2 separate regions of the Homo sapiens genome follow, and region 2 is linked to region 1. The links are chromatin contacts, found by Hi-C or POLR2A ChIA-PET in ENCODE. All regions are on one chromosome and are shown on one strand. The core of a region is the stretch at or near the end of the contact, and the rest is flanking DNA. Distances in the headings are between cores, read along the strand shown.

Region 1 (4,988 bases), core at 1,063-3,562:
GTTTCTTAGATTTTCCTCCACCACCCCTATTCATTACCCTTAGTTTAAGTTTGACAGCATGCAATTACCTTTTAAAAGCCATACTTATTTAATTTTGGCTCTGATTTTTGAGGCACAAGAATTTGAGCATTTATTTAATTAAAAAGTTTATTGAACTTTTTTCATCTCTAGTCTGAATTACAGAACTTTACATCTCTTCTAGTCAAGTGGCTGTTAACGAGGAACACGCACCAGAATCAAAATTTACATGTCAGGTCCTTCTATAGATTCAGGAGTCAGAAGACAGAGAGATACTTAATGGAGAAACAGCATAACAGGCACTTATACTAAAGAGCACAGGCTCAGAGCTTTCCACCTGGCCCCGCCTCTTGTTTGAGCAAATTTCTCAACCTCTCTGTGCCCCAGTTTCCTTACCTATAAAGTCGGGATAATCATAATATCTGCAACGTAGGGTTCTTGTAGGGACTAAGTGGGTTAATGTCAAGTGCTCTGAACACTTTTGGCATGTATTAATGTTACTGCTACTGGGAAGCTTTTTTAAAGCTTCTAATGGTCAATCCCAGTTGAGAGCTTGATTTCGTCTTTTTATGTTATAACTGAAAAAGCTGAGGCTCAGGGAAGGTTAAATGACCTTTTTGGAGTCACAAAACTAGGAAGGGGCAGGCTTGGGAAAAGAGTCCATATCTCCTGAAATATCCACTCTTCTTGATTTGCCACTTTACTTTTCACAAGTGAATGTTACACTTAACTCTGCTCTTTATCATGAGGATGAAATATCTGTACTTCAGTTTCTTGCCAAAGAACTTAACTTTGTCCTCTCCACTGGGCAGGTCTTGACACAAGCTCTTCGAAGAAATAAGATTTATGAAGAATTGTATGAAGGATTTGGAGTTTCTTTGTTCATCACAGAGCTTCCCAACTTGGCAGACAGAGGAAAGGATAATATTTGTATTATGTTATATTGGCATTGAATTAGATTATGTTGGATTGCCACCTATGGATGAGGCTGGTCATTGCTGGAGGTGACAGGCCCCACCCAGTCTCCAAGGGTTGACAGAATCAGCATCTCCTGACATGTTTAAGAGAACTAGTCCAGCAAGTGTAGTTTTAAAAAAATGTTCAACAAAACTATATACAAAAATATTTATAAGTGGTATTTTTAATTATATGCTTTATAAGTACAAATTTACATTTATAAACTTATCAGGGAGAACAGTGAGACAGTTTTGATAAACTCAAAAATGTGGATAACAGTTGCAGAACAGTATCAGTAACATACCTAATTTATTTCTGTATTTTGTTTTGGTTGTATGACATTTGGAAAATCCTTATGCAGCTGCAAAAGGTTTTAATTTTTAACAAGCTCATTTTGTCTTGATATCCCCTTGAATTAATCTTAATAGAAACTGGAAATAATTTTTTTGCCTCAACATTGAATTCATAATAATACAGCTATTCACGTGCCTCATAATAGATATAAAAGTCAGACCAGAAGCACCCAAAACTTAGCATCAGTACCAGTCAATGATGTCACTTTATCATGATGCAACGCGGTAGGCACTTTAGTATTATACAGCTGTCTATTAGATCATGGTGAGGGTGTGTGCCAACTAGTTGTACCTGCTCTTGGCCTGGCATTTGTTTGAGCATGATGGATGTGTAGGTCATTTGTACAGTTTTATATGAACGGACATGTGCAGACTTGAATTTCCAAAAGAATACCAACGCAGAGTTACAACTTTCCTAATCGGTGACTCACTTATACAAAGAGATAGCAGGAGATACATTTGTCTAGTGTCAGCACTTGAAGCAACTTAATGTAGATGTGGTCATCAGTAAGTTAACATTTGTTGTGCTATATATTTGCCTGCATTTCCTATTATTTGTTTTTGTACTTAAAGGCTAAGAAGTCTTTAAATACAAAATATTCATATGGAAAATTGATGGAACCCCTAAAGTACTTCTTCAGAGCCTAATTTGGTAGCCACTGTTCCAAGGAATGTGCCATTTATCCCTGGATGCAGCAATATTATCAGAAAGCCTTGTGCATTAACCACATAGCTATTTGCCCTTGTAGAATTCCAGTACTTGGGCCCCAGGTGATCCCTTGACCGTGCATTGCACATAGAGTATGGCTTTTAGGAGGAACCACAGGAAGACGCTCCTTCCGGCATTAGAGCTGGGAAAAACAGAACTTCTCTTAAGCCCAGGACCTGGTTTTACTCTAATGAATACTCAATTTCGTAATGTTGTATTTCCCTATGTTCACTACTAAGAAGTTATGAGTCAGCTTTGCATCCAACATTAGCAGCTCTGCAGGATCTCACTTTCAGGTTCATGTGTCTGTGGAAAAACTACTCCTGGGTTGATTTTTTCTTCACTTACCTTGAACTTTATATCTATTTTTGTCTTGTGGTGTTGCATATATTTTTGCCAGCAGCCTCAAACTTTTTGGGGAAAGAGGTAGAAGCAAATGTTTCTCATGCTCTCTGTTTGACTACCCTTAAAATCACAGAAGGAACATTGCTTAGTCACCTTCTTTTTTCAGTTTGTATAGCAATCGTTATTTTTATTATCAAAGTGGCTCACTTGGGAATGCTGATATTTTGGATATCTAATGCATTTCCATTGGAAAGGAGAATCTGGTCCCTTCTCTTAATGGCCCTGCAAAGAAATTAGTGGATGCACAACAGTTTCCTGGACTGTCAGTAAACATTAAAGTCAGCAAATACTCAAAATCATGATTTCTAGCAACTTTTAGCTTGATTGACATCTTTGTTGAAAGTTTTTTAAAATGTGATTTTTCTTATACCCATTCTTGGTAGGAATTTACTTTGGCATTGAATTAATTGCCCCGCCTTTAATTATTTGAAGACAGGAAACATTCAGCAACTTGCCTGGATATGTGTTTCATATGCAGAGGTTTGTATTACCTGTATTTTGCCTGCTTAATAAATCACAATTTAAAAGTATTGGTTCTGACTTTTAAACCTCCTGTGAGGTATGCATCTGCTTCATTCTCTCTTTTTTTTTTATTATTTATTATACTTTAAGTTCTAGGGTACATGTACACAATGTGCAGGTTTGTTACATATGTATATATGTGCCATGTTTGTGTGCTGCACCCATTAACTTGTCATTTACATTAGGTATATCTCCTAATGCTATTCCCTCCCCCCTCCCCCTACCCCACGACAGGCCCCGGTGTGTGGTGTTCCCCTTCCTGTGTCCAAGTGTTCTCATTGTTCAGTTCCCACCTATGAGTGAGAACATGCGGTGTTTGGTTTTTTGTCCTTGAGATAGTTTGCTGAGCATGATGGTTTCCAGCTTCATCCATGTCCCTACAAAGGACATGAACTTATCCTTTTTTATGGCGAATAGGAACACTTTTACACTGTTGGTGGGACTGTAAACTAGTTCAACCATTGTGGAAGACAGTGTGGCGATTCCTCAAGGATCTAGAAATAGAAATACCATTTGACCCAGCCATCCCATTACTGGGTATATACCCAAAGGATTCTAAATCATGCTGCTATAAAGACACATGCACACGTTTGTTTATTGCAGCACTATTCACAATAGCAAAGACTTGGAACCAACCCAAATGTCCAACAATGATAGACTGGATTAAGAAAATGTGGCACATATACACCATGGAATACTATGCAGCCGTCTGCTTCATTCTCTACCTGAGTTCCTGATAAACCTCTTGATAAATTCCCAGCCTTGAGCATGAAGGAACATTCTTCTGGAAGCAGTTCATCATGCCATTGTTGTTCATTCCTTTCTTTTCCTCCTCTCCCCTGCTTTCCTTTCAATGTCTGCCTAACAGTACCAGCGTTTCCTTGGCTTGTGTAGACAGTAATGATATATCTGTTGTGAGTCTTTCTGGATTGCTTTTATTTCTTTACAGGGCTGTTCATTTGTACCTCATTGTTATTACACAGATGTAATGGTTTTTCTGACCTCTGATACTGCTAGACCAAGATGTACTCCATGGGTCCCACCACTGACAAATGTCCAGGGCAGAAGAATTTTAATACCACATTGAGGAGAAATGAGGAGATGCTTCCTAAATGATCTTGGATGGGAGCAGATTAGGCAGTCTTCCATTCTCCACTTGTAATGCTGTTAGTGTTTAAAACTTCCATCAGCAGGGTCCTCGGAGTGCTGCTGCCACACTGACACGGTTGCCAGGCTGTCTTACGATGGCTACAAGACCTTATATTTTCTGCCTCCTCTCCCCATAACTTCTCTGACTTTATCTCCCCTTACTGTCCTCCATCACTTCACTTCAGCCATAGTGGACTCCTTGGTGTTTCTTAAGTGCACCAGGCCTTCCACGTGCCTTACACCAGGTTTTCCTCCTCTGCCTGCACTGCTCCTCCCCTGGATCCTTCTGACTTGTTCCTTCATATCCTTCAGGACCTTGCTCATGTCACCTTCTCCATCAGCTTACTTCAGCCACCCTTTAAAAAATTGTAATCTGCCTCCACTTCACCTGGGCATTCTCAATCTCAACCCCCCTCCACCCCCCCACCCCGCTTTGCTTGTGCTATTGTCATAATACCATCCCCTAACATATTGTATAATTTGCTTATTTTTGCTTATTATAAGCAAAATCAGTAAATATTTTTGAATGAAAGAATAAAATGCTGCTTTATATGGCACAAAGGAAGGCTGGGTATGAGCCCAAATCCCTAATTGCGGAGGCATTTTTATCTTGATAGCCAAACTCATGACCTATTCCTGGGGTACATATTTCTCTCCCTCCCTCCCTTCCTTTCTCTCTCTCTCTCTCTCTCTCTCTCTCTTTCTGTCTCTGAGATGAGCAACTAAAATGTAGTGAATGTGGATTACTCAGTGCTGGGAAAGGCTGTGTTGAAAATGAAGGCTCTAGGATTTGCCACAAGAACAAACTTTATCCTCCCACATGATACATATTCTTCTCTATCATCCTGGATTTTTTTCATCTATTTATTGTTATG
Region 2 (4,988 bases), core at 1,380-3,879, 51 kb before region 1:
TATGACTCGGCTGAAGGATATGCTAAGATAGTCAAGATTCAGAAGCAGGCATCTCGAAGTCATTTCATGTGGCTTCATTTAAAAGAAATGCTCTCGGATCCAGTACACTTACATCAACTTCATAAATGCAGCCAATTTACAATAAACATTCCCCTTGCAACCCCTCCTCCCCCACCCACCTCACTCTACCTGAAAAGATGGCTAATTATGTTAGGGCCTTGTGTATTCATTTATTTGTTGTCAAAACCCGGCGGGGTGTTAGCTCTGAAATGGGGAAAAGGCTCTGAGGGCGAGGCCTTTGGCTGTGAGGGGCTGGAGGTTTTGTGTGTGAAGGGGGGTAGCCTGCTGGTCTGGAGCACGCTGATAAGATGCTCTTCTTTTCACAGGGCTCTCCTTAGATTCAAAGACTAAAAGGGCTGACTGAATCAGAAAAACAAACAGACTTTCTTTTTTCTATAGGCAAAGAAAGAAATGAATGTGTAGGCATTATACAGACACAAGACCCCGGGTACCAGTGGTATTTGAGTCAAAGGTTTCTTTTGTTAGTATTTAGCCATTCACTGGGAAAGCACACTTCCAGCGCGGGGACCTGGTTACCATGAGTGACTTTGTGATCTCATCCTGGCTTAGCCTAAATGGGAAGTCTAATTAATGCTTTTTATAAGATTTTGTGATGTTAAGCTTCAACCTTGCAGTTCATATTAGTTTGTTCATTTTGATGAAAGAATTGGCAGATTTTAGGTATATGATGCAGTTTGATTTTAGTCTAGAAATACATAATCAGCTGTTAGAGCTGATCTCAGCTAATTTGCCAGAAAAAAAAAAAATGGAATGTAAGGAATACTTTACAGTCACCTTTGGAAAAAACACCGTAATGGTTTGGAATCACACTTGCATTATACATACATAGTAGTAGTAGCTAACTTTCATTGAGTACTTCACTACCTGCTGATTGCTGTTCTGAATGTTTTTGGCAGATTAACTCATTTAGTCATCTTAAAAGCCCTGTGAGGCAGGCAATATTTGTATATCCATTTTACAATTAAGAACACTGAGGCATAGATTAAGCAAATTGCCCAAAGTCTATTCAACTCAAAGTGCAGAGCCAGGATTTGAACCCTGACAATCACTCCCTTCCAAGCCACCACACTACGGCTGCCTGCCTACATGTACTGCTCAATAGCAACCCATAGAGAACTTATCTGCATCATAGCCCATCACCCTTCTAATCTCAGAAGTCCAGTTTAGGGATTCCTCCCACCTTTTTGGGGAGGGAGAACTTGTGAGCTAGGAGGTGAATGATGAAGCAAATGGATGATACAGATGGTAAGTTTGTGATGTTTGGAAGCAGCATTGATATAAAAATGTGGCTGTACTGAATGATTGTACAACTCTTAAAGCTTTCTACATTTTACATATACAGTCATCTCTCAGCATCCGAGGAAGATTGGTTCCAGGATGGCTCAAGGTCCTGATATAAAATTGCGTAGTATTTGTATATAACCTATGTACATCTTCTCGTATTCTTTAATCTCTAGATTACTTATAATACCTGATACTATGTAGATGCTATGTAAATAATTGTTATACTGTATTATTTTCAAATTGTTTTATTGCTATTTTTATTGCTTTTCCCTGAAATATTTTTAATCCACAGTAGGCGGATGCAGAACCTCTTTATACGGAGGGTCGACTGTGTAGGAGTGAGCTAGTTTCAGTTAAAGCAGCGGTGGTTGGTACTCATCTCTCACCTGCCCCCACGTAGTGTAGCTAGGGCATCAGGGAGTACTGATCTCTGGCATCATCTGGGATCAACAGGATTTTCCTGCCTCACAGGCCTGTGAGCACATTAGAAATACACCTGCTCAGCTCAAGTCAAAGTGAGAAGCTTTTGAATGGAGTGATAACCGAGTAGGCAGTATCTAAATAAAGATGATTGGTTCAAGTCTCAGTGGACAAATGTGTACGTTCTATTACTGTTGACTGTGACTTTGAAGTATATGGTGTTCATTAAGCAAATCCAATCTGATCGTATGAAAAGAGCACCCCAAAAACCAAAATGAAACCATTTATCAGGACTTTTGTAGCTATGAAAATATTTTAGTGTGTTTTGAAACAAAAAAAGTGATTTATACTCAAAGGCTTTTAGATATAGAAAATTGGTATTTTCATTTTTCCTTTGTGTTGTTTCTTGAATTCTTTTATTAGCTACTCCTCTTCCTGTTTCCTTCCATTTTGGAACTGCTTTCTTGAGGTAGCTAAGTTACAAACCAACCATACTTTGGTTTCTGCACATCGTGGCATGTAGGAAGGCCTTTTTTGCTAAGCAGTATGTTGTCCTAGTGGTTTCCAGTAGGGTTTTGGAGGTAGGGGAGTGAATGCAAAATTTTTCTGCATGTGTGTATGTGTGTGTTTATATCTGTGTGTGTTTAATGGTCTTGCCCTCCAATAGTTGTACTTGTTAAATGTTGCTAACTTTTGATGAGGGAAGTACTTATCTTCCCAGTTTAAGTAGATTTACATAGTTTACTGCCTTCTTCAAGATTAACTGGGTGTAGCTGCACGTGAGGAATTCAACAGTGATTCAGTGTTTGGCCTTGTTTAGAGGATGACATACAAAGCTGTTGATTAATCCTCTTCAGGCAGTTTCTGTTCACAGCAATTTGTGTTTAGTAGATTGGGTTTTGTTAAAGTTTGAAGATTAAACTTGTGCATAGAAGATATTTAAATGAACACTGCCTGAAACAGTCCCAATTTGTTGTTGTTTTAAAGAAAGTAAACGTCTTCAAGCTACAGAGATTGGAGGTTTAGTGGAGAGTAGCAGAAAGGTAAATTGGTATGTATAAGTAAGGTATTGGCCCATTTTTATGTTATGTTATCTCTGTGTATTTGTGGTCAGGTAGGATCTATGAGTCATGATGATGATATTTTAAAATCTACCCATACATAGCCATTTGAAAACTGTACAATTCATCGTGATTGTCCACTTTTTCTACTAGGGACCGTTTTGGCATCTCATTACATGTTCCATAGTTCACTTCAGGTTTTGAACATACTTCTAGTTTTTTACTTTTCCTTATTTTTAGAGATTACTGTCAACTGGGCTCACCATATATTAGTACTTTTATTTTTGAGACCTTTCTTAGGAGGGTAAGAGTCTATCTGATCCAGGTTTCTGAGAATATATTTATAAAGTACTCACCCAATAAATAAATATTTTAAGGATGTATAAACCTCAGTCATATTTAATCTTCATAGCATCCATATAGAGAAGGTCTGGAGTTTTGAGGCAGTGACATCTTAAGTGGCCTACATGGTGAAAGCTAGGTCCCTGGAGTCAAGGGCTGTGTCTGCTACTAGGAAAAAGAAAGCCCGTCAAGAACAGCTGTGGCCTCACTACACTTCCCTTTACTTGGCCTCCCAAAGACATGTGGCCCACAGTGTCCAGATTTCAGATGTGGGAATTGTAGCTCTTGAATGTATTAGTGTTTTTTTGTTTGTTTTATAAAGGCTTTCACAGATGACATACTAGACACTGAGTTAAATTTGAATTTCAGATAAACAGTGAATAATTTTTTAGTATAAGTATGTCCCAGATTTTCATCACACTGCATTTTTGAATTTGCTAAATCTAGCAGCCCTCTCTCAGGGAAATCCAATTCGCTTTTTAAAACTCATTATAAAAAAAATCATGATAATAAGACATACTATTACTTTTTCCACTGAAAAGTTTGCCCCTTAGCATATTCCTTAGGCCCTGATAACGCACGTTTCACATTTTACCTCCTTGAACCATTTGGTCCATGCTTCCGCCTGCACTCTACCTAATTGAAAGACTATGGCTTAAGTTGTGGCTCTACCATTTGCATGCTTTTTCACTTAACCTCCCTAAGTCTGAGTTTCTGCTAAGTAAAGATAATAGTGCCCACTTCACAGGGTAGTTGTTAATCCTTCTAAGGTGCTATTATTAATGTCCCCACAGAGCAAGCAACAGCGGGTGGTCCTAGGAGACTTCTGTGTGGTCTAGGGAGACCTTGACACAGTCGCCTAAGAATGGACCGTGTTTACAGCCTCTAAGAATGGACTGTGTTTAGAATGAGGGGCAGCCTGAAAAAGGGTAAGGACCTGAGGTTGAAAATGAAATTCTCAACCACATTTTTTTAAAAAAAGAAAGTACCAAGAAGTAGAAAAGTGGATCCCACCATATTTTTAAACAGTTGGTCATGGTTTATGCCCTCGATAGCAGAATTTGCTTCCTCTCTGGGGAAGACTTTCAATCCTTTCTTCTTTATTTCATGCAAATATATTAGGAAGGTAAAAAGAGCATTGATCATTCTTATCAGTGAAAAATGCTACTTTTTAATTTGCTGGAAAACAGGTTTGATTATTAGTATATGCACAATTATTTCCTGAATTCTTTCCTTTGTCTTGTTTGTGTATTTGATTTTCAAAGATATCGTCTTTGCATTACTCAGAAAAATAAACATTTTTTTTGTCCTTGGACATCTGTAGGTGTTTAGTGGGTGTTTGTTTTTAAACTCGCATCTGTACAGAATGCTTTGCTTAACACATTCTAAAATCTTGGTGTAAACTTTAAAATAGTATAGAACACACTGTGAGGAAAGGAAGAAAGCATTTCCTGGAATTAGGATAAGGTGAAAGAATTAAATGGAGCAAATGAAATCCTGGACTAAAATAAAAAATCAATATAACTGTTGGGACTTAACACTTAATATAACGACAGCAGCAGCAAGAAACTTGGTGTTACACAGAACAGTACCCTAATACATAGAAATCTATGTTGGCTCCACTTTATTCATTTAAACATATGGAATTTCATAACAGTGTAATGTAAACTAGAGAAGATTATCTTTTGTTTGTCAATTGTATATGCAATACAATCTCAAAAATGTATTTTTAAAAACTGGAAGGAAATATGCCAAAATATTAACAAATGGCTTCCTCTGCTATAGAATCACAAATGACTG

The links. Hi-C counts contacts between places; a loop is a spot of excess contacts on that map. ChIA-PET counts read pairs that join two places held with the same protein, here RNA polymerase II (POLR2A). Pooled maps may share reads with other maps.
Region 2: a map of CD14-positive monocyte shows a loop between it and region 1 (3-fold over the local background). The contact joins two enhancer-like sites. A Hi-C loop is called at or near these places in 13 of 168 maps with a recorded cell type or tissue (CD14-positive monocyte, CD8-positive, alpha-beta T cell, MCF 10A and 9 more) and 13 of 50 pooled maps. POLR2A ChIA-PET finds 5 or more read pairs at or near these places in 13 of 52 experiments (CD4-positive, alpha-beta memory T cell, H1, IMR-90 and 8 more).

The regions. Positions count from the first base shown.
Region 1 is chr2:160,349,380-160,354,367 of GRCh38, reverse strand. The region is part of intron 2 of RBMS1 (RNA binding motif single stranded interacting protein 1); the gene reads left to right. Among named protein-coding and RNA genes, the nearest start is that of MIR4785, 56 kb to the left of the region's middle. Within about 2 kb of position 2,312, at least 5 of the 41 ENCODE cell types and tissues checked have a DNase peak (open chromatin) inside an H3K27ac peak, as active enhancers do; they include CD14-positive monocyte, PC-9 and mammary epithelial cell, where a contact is called at or near this core.
Region 2 is chr2:160,401,097-160,406,084 of GRCh38, reverse strand. All of the region lies in intron 1 of RBMS1 (RNA binding motif single stranded interacting protein 1), which reads left to right. Among named protein-coding and RNA genes, the nearest start is that of MIR4785, 4.3 kb to the left of the region's middle. Within about 2 kb of position 2,629, at least 8 of the 41 ENCODE cell types and tissues checked have a DNase peak (open chromatin) inside an H3K27ac peak, as active enhancers do; they include CD14-positive monocyte, PC-9 and mammary epithelial cell, where a contact is called at or near this core.